2 separate regions of the Homo sapiens genome follow, and region 1 is linked to region 2. Evidence: read pairs that join two places in POLR2A ChIA-PET (ENCODE). Cell type or tissue: Caco-2. All regions are shown on one strand. Each heading gives the region's core, and the rest is flanking DNA. Links, peaks and the distances in the headings are about the cores only.

Region 1 (7,927 bases), core at 1,523-6,522, 230 kb before region 2:
TGTCGCCCGGGCTGGAGTGCAGTGGCGCGATCTCGGCTCACTGCAAGCTCCGCCTCCCGGGTTCACGCCATTCTCCTGCCTCAGCCTCCCGAGTAGCTGGGACTATGGGCACCCGCCACCACGCCCGGCTAATTTTTTGTATCTTTAGTAGAGACAGGGTTTCACCGTGTTAGCCAGGATGGTCTCAGTCTCATGACCTCGTGATCTGCCCACCTCGACCTCCCAAAGTGCTGGTTTACAGGCGTGAGCCACCCCGCCTGGCCATCCTCATTCCTTCTTTCCTTCCTTTTCTTACTTCCTTTTCTCCCCAGACATTAATTGAGCACCTGCTAAATAAGAATAAAGTATAAGTCAGTCTCTGGGGAAACACAAATTGGTTAGATACGGTCCCTGTTCTCAAAGAGTCACAATCTTACATGGGCAGACATGGAAATAAATAATTACAACCTATTGAGAAATAGTAGATTTAATCGTAACAGAAGTCTTTTTATAATTATAATAAAATATTAGCATTAACTGGCTTTATGTAATGAACATATTTTATCCTCACAACAATCATACTACGTGGGTCCTATAATTATTTCCATTGATCAGATAAAGAAACTGAGGCACATATAAGTTAAGAGGTGCATCCAGGATGTGAGTAGTGGCTCGTGCCTGTAATCCCAACATGTTGGGAGACTGAGGTTGTAGGATCGCTTGAGCCCAGGAGTTCGAGATCAGCCTAGGCAACTGAGACCCCATCTCTACAAAAAATCAAAAAACTAGCCGGTTGTGGTGGCGCACACCTGTGGTCCCAGCTACTTGGGAGGCTGAGGTAGGAGGATTTCATGAGCCCAGGAGGTTGAGGCTGCTGCAGTGAGCCTGGGTGACGGAGTGAGATCCTATCTCAAAAAAAAAAAAAAAAATCACAAAGCCACATTTGATGGAAAAATCAAAATCAAAAGTTCAGTTTCAGGAGTGTTAATTTGTTGATGTATATTAGAAATTCATTGGTGCATTCCAGTGGCCCATCGTAAATGAGGCTAAACTTTTAAAGGAGGAGATTTCATTCTCTAAAAAAATAACCTGCTCAGATTCATAGAGACACAAAGTAGCATGATGGGTGCCAGGGGGTGGGAGGGGGAGGTGGGGAGACCACATTTAATAGGGACAGAGTTTCAGTTTGGGACGGTGAACAAGTTCTGCAGATGGATGCTGCTGACGGTTGCACAGCAATGTGAGTGTATCTAATGCCGGAGAACTGCACGCTTTAAAATGAGTAAAATGGTAAAGTTTATGTTACTCATATTCTGCCACACACACAAAAGTAGCCTGAATTTTTGTACTCTCTTGACAAGTTGGAAGACCTGGCAAGGCTGTGACGCTCCACGCTGCACGGTGGCTGCTCCTCACCTGGGCTGGGTCCCCAGCACACATCAGCCACTCTCCTGCCCTCTCCTGCATTGCTTAATGACCCATTGACACCCAGGCTCATGGCTCCACAGAGGTCCCAGCCGGCTGCCCGGAGAACATTCTTCTTTCTGGATGATGCCCCTGGCTTCCTGCAGCACCAAGGCCCAGAAAGGGTTAGCGTAGAAGAGTCAGGCTCTGAGGCAGTGCAGGACGGCAGGGCTGGGCCTTCTGCTTCTAGCCTGTCTCTAATTATGATGATTGTTGCTGCCCAATGATGAGCCAACTCTCCTGCCAGCATTAAACAGTCATTTATCAAATCCTGAAACTCCTTCTTCAACGGAAAAGCGTGGCCTCAGCCCTGCACTCGGGCACACCGAAGCCACTCAAATCACCCCTTGTCAGTGTTTGAGGCCAGGGTTCCTGGCCTGCTCGGACCCCCTGACATGCACAAGGAAGAGTGAAAGCAAGGCTGGGGGTCACCATGGGAGACACATCTGCTGTCACCAGTGTGTGTGTGCACGTGTGTGCCTGTATTAAAGATGCTTAGAGTTCAGACATAGCAGCTTTTGCGTGTGGGTGAGACCCTGTGTCCATCCCAGGAACAGCTCTGGCAGCCCTGAGTCTCAGTCCACAGACTGAGGGAGGAGGGAGGGAAAACAAAGTAGCTTTGTTTCCTTTTTTGTTTTTTTTTGTCAGACGGAGTTTTGCTCTGTTGCCAAGCTGGAGTGCAGTGGTGCCATCTCGGCTCACTGCAGCCTCTCCCTCCCAGGTTCAAGCAATTCTCCTGCCTCAGCCTCCCAAATAGCTGGGACTACAGGCGTGTGCCACCACACCAAGCTAATTTTTGTATTTTTAGTAGAGATGGGGTTTCACGATGTTGGCCAGGATGGTCTTGATCTCTTGACCTTATGATCTACCTGCCTCAGAGTGCTGGGATTACAGGCATGACCCACCGCATCTAGCCCCCCCCTTTTTTTTTTGAGACGGAGTCTCACTCTGTTGCCCAGGCTGGAGTGCAGTGGTGCCATCTTAGCTCACTGCAACCTCCACCTCCCAGGTTCAAGTGATTCTCCTGCCTCAGCCTCTCGAGTAGCTAGGATTACAGGCACATGCTACCATGCTCAATAAATTTTTGTATTTTTGGTAGAGACAGGATTTCACCATGTTGCCCAGGCTGGTCTTGAACTCCTGGCCTCAAGTGATCCACCCTCCTCAGCCTCCCAAAGTGCTGGGATTACAGGCGTAAGCCTCTGCACCCAGCCTCTTTTTAATTAATTAATTTATTCATTTTTCTTTATCCAATCAGTGTCATACATTGAACTTTTTAATTTTTTTAAAAGTCCCCCTACATTATTTTCCTAGGGCTGCTGGAATAAATTACCACAAACTGGGTGACTTTATTTATTTGTTTGTTTGAGACAGGGTCTCTCTTCATCACCCAGGCTGGAGTGCAGTGTTGTGATCACAGCTCAGTGCAACCTCCACCTCCCAGGCTCAAGCCATCCTCCCACCTCAGCCTCCTGAGTAGCTGGGACCACAGGCACGAGCCACCACACCCAGCTAATTTTTGTATATGTTGGATATATACGGGGACTGCTTACGTTGCCCAGGCTGGTCTCAAACTCCCGAGCTCAAGCGATCCTCCCGCCTCGGCCTCCCAAAGTTCTAGGATTACAGGCATGAGCCACTGCACCTGGCCTAAACTGAGTGACTTTAAACAACAGGCATTTATTACCTCACAGTTTTGGAGGCCTCAAGTCCAAAATCAAGTTGTTAGCAGAGCTGTGCTCCCTCTAGCACGCCCTTCCTGGCCTCCTCCAGCTTCTGGTGGTTCCTGGTGATCCGTGGCTGTGGCTGCCCCACTCCAATCTCTGCCTCCATCTTCATGTGCATGGGTTTCTTCCCGTGTCTCTGTATGTCTTCTCCTTTTCTATCTCATTGGCCTTAGGGCCCACTCTCATCCAGGATAACCTCATCTCCAGATTCTGACCTTAATCACATGTACAAAGCCTCTCCTTCCAAATAAGGTCATATTCTGAGGTTTCAGATGGACAAATTGTTTTTGGGGGAGACATAATTCAACTCACCACATCCTATTACCTCAGCCTTTGGTCCTCCAGGCCACTGTGCCCATGGAATATGTCATCTCAGTCCTTCCAGGGTTTGTAGCACAGTCCTGCAACCTTCAGCATGGAAGTGGGGTGAGGGTGGGAGAATCTGGTCCTCAGCTATCAGTCCACCCAGAAAAACACCACGGCGGCCCTTGTCCTTGTCTACATAGCCCCTCTAGAGTTTCCATGCAACAAAGAACCATTGTTGGCTGGGCGTGGTGGCTCATGACTGTAATCTCAGCACTTTGGGAAGCCGAGGCGGGCAGATCACTTGAGGTAGGGAGTTCAAGACTGGCCTGGCCTGGCCAACATGGTGAAATCCCATCTCTACTAAAAATACAAAAATTAGCCAGGCGTGGTGGCACACAGCTGTAATTTCGGTTACTCAGGAGGCTGAGGCAGGAGAATAGCTTGAGCCCAGGAGGCAGAGGTTGCAGTGAGCTAAGATCATACCACTGCACTCCAGCCTAGGCAACAGAGAGAGACTCTGAAAAAAAACAAAAAACAAAAAAAAAAAAACGTTGTTATGGGACTATAGCATTGCACAACTTCAGAGGGCACCATTTCCCAGTGGCCGTGACATGCACAACTGCAGAGTCAGATGCAGCAGCCCCTGTAGGCAAGAATCTTTCAGGACTGCCTCCGAGGACAGGTGACTTAAGTTTAAATCCCCACTTGGGCACTTCCTAGCTGTGCAATTTAGGGTAACATACTTAACCTCTCTCTGTAGAGTATCCTTATCTTAAAAAAAGGGATAGGCCCTGAGGAGGTGAGAAAAACAATTACAATATTGAAGACAAGGATAATAGTAATAGTGACTTCATAGGATTATTGTAAGGGTGGAATGAATTGGTGTCTTCGTGGCACACAGCAAATGCTCTAAGTGTGTGTGTCTATTGTGATTGTTATGATCTGAGCTGCACACACCAGAGCACATGGATTGGAATTTTACAACAGAGTTTTTTTGTCCCACCTGCATTTTTTAAATTTTAATGTAATGTATTTATAAAGAGAGATTTACATAATAATCCAAATTTCTAACCTCTCTAAAAAAAAAAAAAAAAAAAAAAACCTGAAAACTTGGTGATATGGTTTGGCTGTGTCCCCACCCATATCAAATTGTATCCTCCCATAATTCCCCTGTGTTGTGGGAGGGACCCAGTGGGAGATAATTGAATCATGGGGCAGTTTCCCCATACTGTTCTCTTGGTAGTGAGTAAATCTCAAGAGGTCTGATGATTTTATAAGGGGTTTCCTCTTTCACTTGGCTCTCATTCTCCTCTTTTGTCTGCCACCATGTGAGACGTGCCTGTTACCTTCCGCCATGATTGTGAGGCCTCCCCAGTCACATGGAGCTATGAGTTCATTAAACCTCTTCTGCAAATTGCCCAGTCTCTGGTATGTCTATCAGCAGCATGAAAATGGACTAATACAGAGGGCAATATTGCATTTGCATTGCCATATGGCTGTCATCAGTGACAGCTAAGTAGCCATAACTCCCATGAAATGGGTTGAAGTCTCCTCATACCCCTCCCAATTCTGTATGCACACACACACACACACACACACACACACACACACACACACACACACACACCCCTGAGCCCCCCTCTGGCCTGCAGTTACCTGAATAAGCCCTGGTGAGGCTGGAATTTGCCATCTCTGCTCTCCTCCAATCCTTTCATTTTCACAGCAAGGAAACTGACACCCAGAGAGGTTGTGTGACCCACCCCAAGTCACACAGCAAGTTGCAACGAAACTGAGACTGAGCTCAGGCCTCTTGGCTCCCAGCTTCTTTGTCATCACTAAGATATTTCTAAATGTAGGATGACCCTGCTTGATGTTTCAAGATGATAGAAATAAAAAAGTTGAAGGCTGGGCAGGGGGCTCACACCTGTAATCCCAGCACTTTGGGAGGCTGAGGGGGGTGGATCACTTGAGGTCAGGAGTTCCAGACCAGCCTGGCCAACATGGTGAAACCTTGTCTCTACTAAAAATATAAAAATTAGCCAGGCGTGGTGGCGCACACCTGTAGCCCCAGCTACTCAGGAGACTGAGGTGGGAGAATCGCTTGAACCTGGGAGATGGAGATTGCAGTGGCAGACATCATGCCATTGCACTCCAGCCTGGGCGAGGGAGTGAGACTCCATCTCAAAAAAAAAAAAAGTTGGATATCCCTCTTCTTATTTTACAAATAATGCTAAGTATTCTGTCTTGGCATAAAGAGGAAACCTTAGAGAGCTACCTCCCAGACCAGAGTTTCTCAAGTCGGAATGAATTTGCCCTCCTGGTGTCTGAAGACACGTTTGGTTGTCACTATTTGGGGGGTGCTACTGGCATCTGGAAGGCAAAAGCCACAGATGCCACTGAACACCCTACAATGCACAGGACAGCCCCCACAACAGAGAACTATCCAGCCCAAAACATCAATAGTGTCAAGATTGAGAAACCCCGCCAAGATCCTTGCTTCTCAAAGTGTGGTCCCTGGGTCAGCAGCGCCAGCAACACCTGGAAGCTTGTGAGAAATGGGAAATCTTGGGCCCACCCAGACCTAGACAATCAGAAACAATTTTAATAACATCCCAGGTGATTCACTGGCACATTAGATTGCAAGAAGCATGCTTTATATATACTCATTGGCACATCAGGTTGCAAGAACCAGTGTTTCTCAACCTTGACTGTAAAATAGCATTTCCTGGGAGGGAGAGGGGGTGGTGGCTGAAAATCCTAATGCCCAGGGCACCCTTTGGAGCAATTACATTAGACTCTCTGGGAGTGGAAACCAAATATCCCTTTTTTTTTTTTTTTTTGAGATGGAGTCTCGCTCTGTCGCCCAGGCTGGAGTGCAGTGGCACGATCTCACCTCACTGCAACCTCTGCCACCAGGGTTCCAGCTATTCTCCTGCCTTAGCCTCCTGAGTAGCTGGGATTACAGGCAGCATGCACCTGTAGTCCCAGCTACTCAGGAGGCTGAGGTGGGAGGATTGTTTGAGCCCAGCAGTTTGAGACTAGCCTGGGCAACATAGTGATATCCCTGTCTCAAAAATACACATTAAAAAAAAAACTTTAACTGCATAAAATGGATATTATCACGAGCAAAATCAATTACATGTATACAAAGGTATTAATGTATTTATAAAAACAAATCTGAGGTATCATACCCTATGTGCTTCTTTATTAATGCATTTAATAACAAAATTCAGAGCAGGGTTTAATAACCACGATAATTCCAAAGTCATGACAAGGTGAGTAATATTTCCAGATATCCACGGCTGCTGGAATGCTATGGGAAAAGATCCGTGGCTTCAAATGGTGGCAAAGTGGCAGGTACTTGTGCCACTGCATGGTGTGTTGCCAACTTTCACAATCAAGGAAATGCTAAGTTAGAGTTAGAACTTAGAGAAAGTAACTGTTTGTAGACTTTCCCATGCAAGGTCACAGACCTCCTGAATTCTATCCCTGAAATCCCTGGCTCTGGTAAAGGGAGACAGACAAGCTGATGATAATACAGTGTGATTAAGGGCTAAGATTAGGGGAAGTAATACAAAAAGGGGAACTGCAGTTCCCCTTTTTAAATATGTCTGCAGGCTGGGTATGGTGGCTCATGCCTGTAATCCCAGCATTTTGGGAGGCCGAGGCAGGCAGATCACGAGTTCAGGAGATGGAGACCATCCTGGTTAACACAGTGAAACCCTGTCTCTACTAGAAATATAACAAATTAGCTGGGCATGGTGGCACACACCTGTAGTCTCAGCTACTCGTGAGGCTGAGGCAGGAGAATCAACGTGAACCCAGGTGGCGGAAGTTGCAGTGAGCCAAGATCACACCACTCCACTCCAGCATGGGTGACAGAGTGAGTCTCTGTCTCAAAAAAAAAAAAAAAATCTGCAAATTTTTAGCCAGACGCAGTGGTTCAAACCTGTAATCCCAGCACTTTGGGAGGCCAAGGAGGGAGAATTGCTTCACCCCAGGAGTTTGAGACCAGCCTGGGCAAGATAGCAAGACCCTGTCTCTGCAAAAAAATTTTTAAAAATTAGCCAGGTATGGTGGCACGCATCTGTGGTCTCAGCTACTTGGCAGGCTGAAGCACGAGGATCACTTGAGCCTGGGAGGTCACGGCTGCAGTGAGCTGTGATCACGCCACTGCACTCCAGGCAGGACAACAGAGTGAGACTCTATCTCAAAAATAAATAAATAAAATTGCAAAATTGCAAATTTTCTGCAAATTTTTGATGCTCCTCTCAAGAGGCAGAATGTAAGTCCTCACTAACCCACCTCCCCTGAATGTGCAAGACTTAGTGCTCATTTCTTTTTTTTCTTCTTCCTTCCTTCCTCCCTCCCTCTCTCTTTCTCTCTCTCCTTTTCTTTCTTTTCTTTCTTTCTTTTTCTCTTTCTCTCTCTCTCTTTCTCCTTCCTTCCTT
Region 2 (7,927 bases), core at 1,380-6,379:
GTGATTTACATTATTTCTAAAAATGGGGCACAAGGCCAAAAATAAGAAAGAGAAGAAGGTAGGCTTTGTATAACCTGTTTCCAGTGAATCGAGATTTCACTGTCATTTGTATTTGCCTCCACAGAGGAGACTCTTGGAGGAACCATGGATTTGGCAGGTAAATAAAAGGGTCGAGTTGAGGGAAAATATTCATAGCCCAGTCAAATATTTTGCAACAAAAATGAATGCAATGGCACCACTTGGAATTGATACATTCGCTTCATAGTCTGAGCAGAACAATCGTAGCACATTGGCAAACCTGATAGTTAAGGCATATTGGACTCCAATTGCTCACTGTTAGGGGCAAGGGAAGCCCATTTGATTGCTTTTTTTTTTTTTTTTTTTTTAGGTGGAGTCTCACTCTGTTGCCCAGGCTGGAGTGCAGTGGCGTGATCTTGGCTCACTGCAACCTCTGCCGCCTGGGTTCAAGCAATTCTCCTGCCTCAGCCTCCCGAGTAGCTGGGATTACAGGCTCCTGCCACTGTGCCCAGCTAATTTTTGTATTTTTAGTAGAGACGGGGTTTCACCATCTTGGCCAGGCTGGTTTTGAACTCCTGACCTTGTGATCCACCTGCCTCGTCCTCCCAAAGTGCTAGGATTACAGGCGTGAGCCACTGTGCCGGGCCTTGATTGCTTTTTAAAGGCAAACACTCAGAGCTTTTCACAGAATATTAATGAAGAGGAGAAATGAAGAGTTCAGGCACCCTGGGTTAGAATCCCCAAATTCCTAATTCCTTGAAGTGTGATATTAATGTCCCTGAGCCTCAACTTCCTCATCTGTAAAATGTGCATAAAAACAGTACCTACTGGCTGGGCATGGTGGCTCACGGCTGTAATCCCAGTACTTTGGGAGGTCGAGGCGGGTGGATCATCTGAGGTCAGGAGTTCAAGACTAGCCTGGCCAAGATGGTGAAACCCCGTCTCTACTAAAAATACAAAAATTAGCTGGGCATAGTAGCAGGCGCCTGTAATCCTACTCAGGAGGCTGAGGCAGAGAATCACTTGAACCTGGGAGTCAGAAGTTTGCAGTGAGCTGAGATCATGCCACTGCACTCCAGCCTGGATGACAGAGTGAGACTGTCTCAAAAAAAAAAAAAAAAAAAAAAAAAAGTACCTACTTTGCAGGGCTGTCTTGAGGATAATGATTACATTGATGTAAAGAAGTTAGTTCAGGGCCTGGTGTGAGTAAAGCCTCAGTTAACACTTCTATTTGCTTCTGTTCCCATCATATCCTTCCCAGCCCTTAGTCTGTGACCCCAGTGCTACTATACTATGGCACATCATTGGGTGGCCTCAGAAGGCAGTAGGATGAATATCACTAGGCCCATAGTGTGGCAGAGAAGGAAGACATCACACTGTGCCCTTACAGAGAAGTTGCTTCTTTTTTGTTTTTGAGATGCAGTCTTGCTCTGTTGCCCAGGCTAGAGTGTAGTAGCGCGATCTTGGCTCACTGCAACCTCCGCCTCCCGGGTTCAAGCAATTCTCCTGCCTCAGCCTCTGGAGTAGCTGGGATCCACCACGCCCAGCTAATTTTTGTATTTTTAGTAGAGACAGGGTTTCACCATATTGGCCAGGCTGGTCTCGAACTCCTGACTTTGTGATCTGCCTACCTCGGCCTCCCAAAGTGCTGGGATTACAGGCGTGAGCCACCGCACCCGGCCGAGAACCTTCTCCTTACAAGGAGCTTTTGCTCTATGGCAGGGTTTCTATTATATTCAAATTCTGGGAGAGGCCATCCTTTGTTGAGGGGCCATCCTGTGCACTGTAGGATGTTAAACAGCTTCTCTGGCCTCTGCTCATTACATACTAGTAACACGTACCCCATGTTCCAGGAGGCGACAGAAAAACATGCCTTTGACCTTTGCCCAGTGTTTCTCTCAAGGCAAACTCACCCCTGGGTGAGAATCTCTGGTTTATAGACATGTGCCTGAATGGGAAAATGGGTCAAATGTTAGTGCCCACCTTTGTCCTTTTTTTTTTTTTTTCCCTGACAGGGTCTCACTCTGTTGTCCAGGGTGGAGTGCAGTGGTGCAATCATAACTCCCTGCAGTCTCGAACTCCTGGCCTCAAGTGATCCCCCCTCCTCAGCCTCCTGAGTAGCCGGGACTACATGCACCACCAAGCGTGTCTAATTTTATTTTATTTTTTTGAGACGGAGTCTTGCTCTGTTGCCAGGCTAGAGTGCAGTGGCGTGATCTCGGCTCACCGCAACCTCCGCCTCCTGGGTTCAAGCAATTCCCCTGCCTCAGCCTTCCGAGTAGCAAGGACTACAGGCATGTAGTCCAGGCACGCTAATTTTTTGTATTTTAGTAGAGAGGGGGTTTCATCATGTTGGCCAGGATGGTCTTGATCTCCTGACCTTGTGATCTGCCCGCTTTGGCCTCCCAAAGTGCTGGGATTACAGGTGTGAGACACCGCACCCTGCCCCATGCGTGGCTAATTTTAAAGAATTTTTTGAAGAGACGGGATCTTGCTCTGGCTGGCCTCTAATTCCTGATCTCAAGTGAGTCTCCCGTCTTGGCCTCCCAAAGTGCTGAGATTACAGGGGTGAGCCACCATGCCCTGCCTCAAACTCTTCAAAAATATATGCTTGGTCAACCTTTGAGATTCTTTTAGAGTGTTCAGGATTGGAGAAGAGATATGCATCTTTACTGATGGGAAAACTTTATTTGTTTATTTATTTATTTATTTATTTTTGAGACAGAGTCTCACTCTGTCTGCCCTGGCTGGAGTGCAGTGGCGCGATCTCGGCTCATTGCAACCTCCTCCTCCAGGGTTCAAGTGATTCTCTTGCCTCAGCCTACCGAGTAGTTGGGACTACAGGAGTGTGTCACCACGCCCAGCTAATTTTAGTAGAGACAGGGTTTCACCATGATGGCCAGGCTGGTCTTGAACTCCTGACCTCAAATGATCCTCCCGCCTTGGCCTCCCAAAGTGCTGGGATTACAGGCATGAGCCACTGTGCCTGGCTATTTTTTTTTGAATATTGAACTTGATTCTCATAAAGTATTGCTACCTTCATGATGCTGTAGGAGCTGGCTCTTTCTTGAGGGTAAGCCACAATCTCATCCACCACAGGTTAGCTACATTGGCTGCTTTCTGATTCTCAAACACAAGCCCTTGTCTACCTCAAGACCTTGGCACTTACTGTCCCTGTGTCTGGAATGTCACCTCTGCAGACTACCTGTTACTGCCTGACCTCCTTGAATTTCTGTACCTACATGATTTTTTCAGGAAGGACCTCCTCTACCCCCTCTCCACCCCTAGTTATTCTCTTTTTCACGATCTGGTTTTATTCTTCATAGCACTCACCCAAACCCAATTTATTGTTATTTTTTAGATTGTATATTGCCTACCTGCCCCTAAAAACATAACCTTCTTGTCAAACATGTTCATCTGTGTATCCGCAGTGCCCTAGCCCAATATCTTGCCTACAATCGGTGCCAAATAAGTAGTCTCTGAATTTGCTGTTGACTTGGTGAATTTATAAACAGGTAATCAACATTTGGTTGCAGTCATCTTTGATTTGTAGGCAACTGAATTTTATTTCCAATTGCCAAAAGTTGTCTTTATTTGGGATGACAGCACCAAAACCTTTGCTGTCTTGTGCACCATGAATATGAAGCCGAGATGTCAGGTGATACCAGATAAAGAATACGTCATGGCAGCTCTTTAAACATGTAAACATATTAAACATTCAGGGCATCAGCCCCTGGCTCGTGGAGAATTCCATCCTTTAGCACATGACAAGTTGGGGTTTACAGTCAAAGTCCACTTAGCAAATGTTTGTTCTACAACGTGCTTTCCTTTTGTTTCCTGTAAGTATGGCTTCATGCCCTGCCAGGATCTGAGGTCATAGAAACACGAGGAGACGATTAACATATCAATGGAGGGGTCTCTTTGGAATCCAGAATTTGGAATGATATTTGCATCTTGAGCTCAGAAGCCGTGCAGGCGAGCCTGCTTATTGATTGCCTTTAATTTCCCCTTAAAACAGTGTCTTTTTCTGAAGAAAAGATTAATAGAGGAGGGCTCAGTTTGTCGCGTGATTTATGCTCAAGTCCTGCCTCCTTTGCATTCAGAAGCGCATTGCAAGCTCGTCCCCACCCCTGAGATGTTTGGATTCAGTTTCTCAAGAAAAATAGCTGCTGGTCACCAAAGCTTACAGCTTAATTGAATTTGTCTTTGTCCACTTAATCTTCATGCTTACAAAAAGTGGGGGTGGGAGGATTTATACAGAAGAGATGTACCTAAAATATACACGCGATCATTAGGAGGGTGGGCTGAAGAAAGAGATATAAAATGAAAATGAGGGTGCCACTTAGTCTATGCTGCACTTCTCTTTGCTTAAGGCATTGATAAATACACTAGTATCTCCCCAGTATAAACATGAGAACCTAAGAAGTAAATTGTATTGTACCAACTCTGAGCTGTTCCATCATTTTTGTTTTGGCTAAAAATTTGTTTTTTTTCTTTGAGGGAAGAAAAAGACACAAAAGGAAAGTGAAGATTTCTGTGTTACATAAAGTTTGGGACCTCTTTCTATAAATAAATAGCTGGCTATATTCTGTGTCACTAATAATCATAACACTAATAGTAGCAATCAATTTATCAAGCACTTTTTTTTTTAGCCATTGCACTAAATGCTTTATAATTTTTTTTTTTTTTTTTTTGAGACGGAGTCTTGCTCTGTCGTCCAGGCTGGAGTGCAGTAGCGGGATCTCGGCTCACTGCGAGCTCTGCCTCTCGGGTTCATGCTGTTCTCCTGCCTCAGCCTCCCGAGTAGCTGGGACTACAGGCGCCCTCCACCACGCCCAGCTAATTTTTTATACGGGGTTTCACTGTGTTAGCCAGGATGGTCTCAATCTCTTGACCTCGTGATCCGCCCGCCTCGGCCTCCCAAAGTGCTGGGATTACAGGCGTGAGCCACCGCGCCCGGACTTTTTTTTTTTGAGACAGAGTTTTCGCTCTTGTCACCCAGGCTAGAGTGCAATGGCACGATCTCGGTTCACTGCAACCTCCACCTCCTGGGTTCAAGCAATTCTCCTGCCTCAGCCTCCCAAGTAGCTGGGATTACAGGCACCCACCACCATGCCTGGCTAATTTTTGTATTTTTAGTAGAGATGAGGTTTCACCACGTTGGCCAAGCTGGTCTCAAACTCCTGACCTCAGGTGATCTGCCTGCCTCGGCTTCCCAAAGTGCTGGGATTACAGGCTTGAGCCACTGCACCCGGCCAGGGCTTTATAATCTTTATCTTATTTAAACTTGACTCCAACTTTTTTTTTTTTTTTTTGAGACCGAGTCTCGCTCAGTCGCCCAGGCTGGAATGCAGTGGTGGGATGTCAGCTCACTACAACCTCCGCCTCCTGGGTTCAAGCAATTCCTTGCCTCGGCCTCCCGAGTAGCTGAGATTACAGGCGCCCACCACCACACCCAGTTAATTTTTGTATTTTTTTTTTTTTTTTTTTTTTAGTAGAGACAGGGTCTCACCATGTTGGCCAGGCTGGTCTCAAACTCCTGACTTCAGATGATCCTCCCACCTCAGCCTCCCAAAGTGCTGGAATTACAGGCATGAACCAGCATGCCTGGCTTTTTTTTTTTTTTTTCTTGAGAGACAGGGTCTCATTCTGTTGCCCAGGCTGGAGTGCAGTGGTGCAATCTTGGCTAACTGCACCCTCCACTTCCCAGCTCAAGTGATTCTCCTGCATCAGCCTCCCGAGCAGCTGGGATTACAGGTTCTCACCACCATACCCAGCTAATTTTTGTATTTTTAGCAGAGACAGGTTTCACCATGTTGGCCAGGCTGGTCTCGAACTCTGATCTCAAGTGATCTGCCCGTCTTGGCCTCCCAAAGTGCTGGGATTACAGGTGTGAGCCACCATGCCCGGTTGACTCCAGAATTCTGAAAGAGGCCCTATTATGTTATTCCCATACACACAAGGCTTAGAGAAGTAAAGGAAGCTGCCGAAGTTTGTCCCGTGGCAGACCCAGATTTTGAAGCTGGGCGTATTAGACTTGAAAATCGAAGACTGCAGTCCTACCAAGAGAAGGACGTTCATTTGGATTTGCTTCTGTCTACATTTATTTCTCCAGCATGGTGGATGGAGGAGGCATGAACTTCCCAGTTACTCAGCCTTGAGCTTCTTGTCTTAAGTCTGCCTCCAAGACTTAACCAGCGGGCCGTATCATCTACCATGGCCAAGTAAGATTACTGCAGACTGTGCTCTTCAAATCTGTAGCCTTTTGTTATTCTACACGGTCACTTTTAGTCTGACTTAAGATGCTTGAGTGACACAAGGAGCAGAGAGGGAAGCTAGGTCGGTAAGAATCTAAGTGTGACCCCGATGCACCATAAGATCCCCCCTCGTGCCAACCAACAAGATTAACATCCAAGGTACTAATAAATGGAACGGCACCCCCCAAGGTGTAACTCCTTGAGAAGTTAACAATTATATTTTTATCCTAAGTAAACCCAATGATGCTGGGCGAGGTGGCTCATGCCTGTAATCCCAGCACTTTGGGAGGCTGAGGCGGGCAGATCACGAGGTCAGGAGTTCGAGACCAGCCTGGCCAACATAGTGAAACCTCGTCTCTACTAAAAATACAACAAATTAGCCGGGCGTGGTGGTGGGCACCTGTAATCCCAGCTACTCAGGAGGCTGAGGCAGGAGAGTTGCTTGAACCCGGGAGGTGGAGGTTGCAGTCAGCCGAGATTGCGCCATTGCACTCCAGCCCAGGCGAGAGTGTGAGACTCCATCTCAAAAAAATAAATGAATAAATAAATAAATAAAATAAAATAAACCCAATGGTGCTGAAGGTTGGAAGCTGAGTGTGTGGGAAGTAACCATTTGAGTGTTTCCGAGTTTCTTTCTTTGATGGCGGACATAGCGATGGACTGAATGTTTGTTTTCCCTCCAAATTCATCTGTTGAAATCTTAATCCCTAATGTGTTGGTATTTGAAGGTGGGGATCTTTGGGAGGTGGTGAGGTCATGAGAGTGGAGCCCTCATGCGTGGGATTAGTGCCCTTATAAAGGCAATCCCAGGGAACTTTCCCTTTCTGCCACGTTGGCAGTCTGCAGCCTGGAAGCCGGCTGTCACCAGAGCCTGATGGTAGTACCCAGAGGTCAGTGGGAGTCAGAGATCAGGATACCAGATGCTGACATTCTGTTCTCTGACTTCCAGCTTCTAGAACTGGGAGAAATCAATGTCTGTTGCTCTAAGCTACCCAGTCTATGGTATTTTGTTACGGTAGCCCAAAGGGACTAAGACAGACATGTAGAATGATTTTGGCCTAGTGATCAAAATTGTGCTAGGATTAAGTTTCTGGAAGAAAGAAATTTTGAAAGAAAAAAGTGAAAGTGCTTGCTTTCTAGTTTGGAACCATGATTTCGGATTCCCTGGTCCTATGGCTCTTTGCACTTCCCCTACACCTTTCCAATGATTGCTTCATTTACTCAAACCAAAACCAAAACCAAAACCAAAACAAGCCCCAAGTCCCCCAAACCTGTTAAAAGATACCAGTGGAGCATTGGCTATGTGCAAACTCTGTGACAGACACCGGGAATGAGACACCAAGGCAGATAAAAGTCTTACAATCTAATCAAATGGAAGCACACACCAAAGAAATACTTTCACAACTAATCATTTAATTACCATGCTTTCCCCACAAAACATTTTATTACTATAATTGATATTTTTCTTACCATTTTTGGCAACATTAATCAAATAATAAATTTCATCTGGAAGAACAAGCCAGCAAAATAGACAAGGAAATTCACAAAGGTAATAACAAAATAGTAATCTTGACATATTCAATATATTTGTAAGCAAAGCAAAGTGACATTGCCTTAAAATATAGAGAGGTATCAACAGAAAAACAGAGAAA

The links. ChIA-PET counts read pairs that join two places held together with the same protein. Peaks named below come from ENCODE experiments on the same cell type or tissue, not always from the same donor. Only the 100,000 strongest peaks of a DNase experiment are listed, where the experiment ranks them.
Region 1: POLR2A ChIA-PET joins it to region 2 with 6 read pairs; 1 of 35 experiments calls an interaction of 5 or more read pairs at or near these places.

What each region holds. Positions count from the first base shown.
Region 1 is chr20:53,525,809-53,533,735 of GRCh38, forward strand. No RefSeq gene overlaps it. Among named protein-coding and RNA genes, the nearest start is that of ZNF217-AS1, 23 kb to the right of the region's middle. In Caco-2, for the core only: no CTCF peak of the experiment used is centred there; a DNase peak (open chromatin) is centred at 4,083.
Region 2 is chr20:53,760,228-53,768,154 of GRCh38, forward strand. No RefSeq gene overlaps it. Among named protein-coding and RNA genes, the nearest start is that of BCAS1-AS1, 150 kb to the right of the region's middle. RefSeq lists enhancers at 2,554-3,220, 7,422-7,591, 7,914-7,927. In Caco-2, for the core only: a CTCF peak has its summit at 4,039; a DNase peak (open chromatin) is centred at 3,784; H3K4me3 peaks cover 603 bases.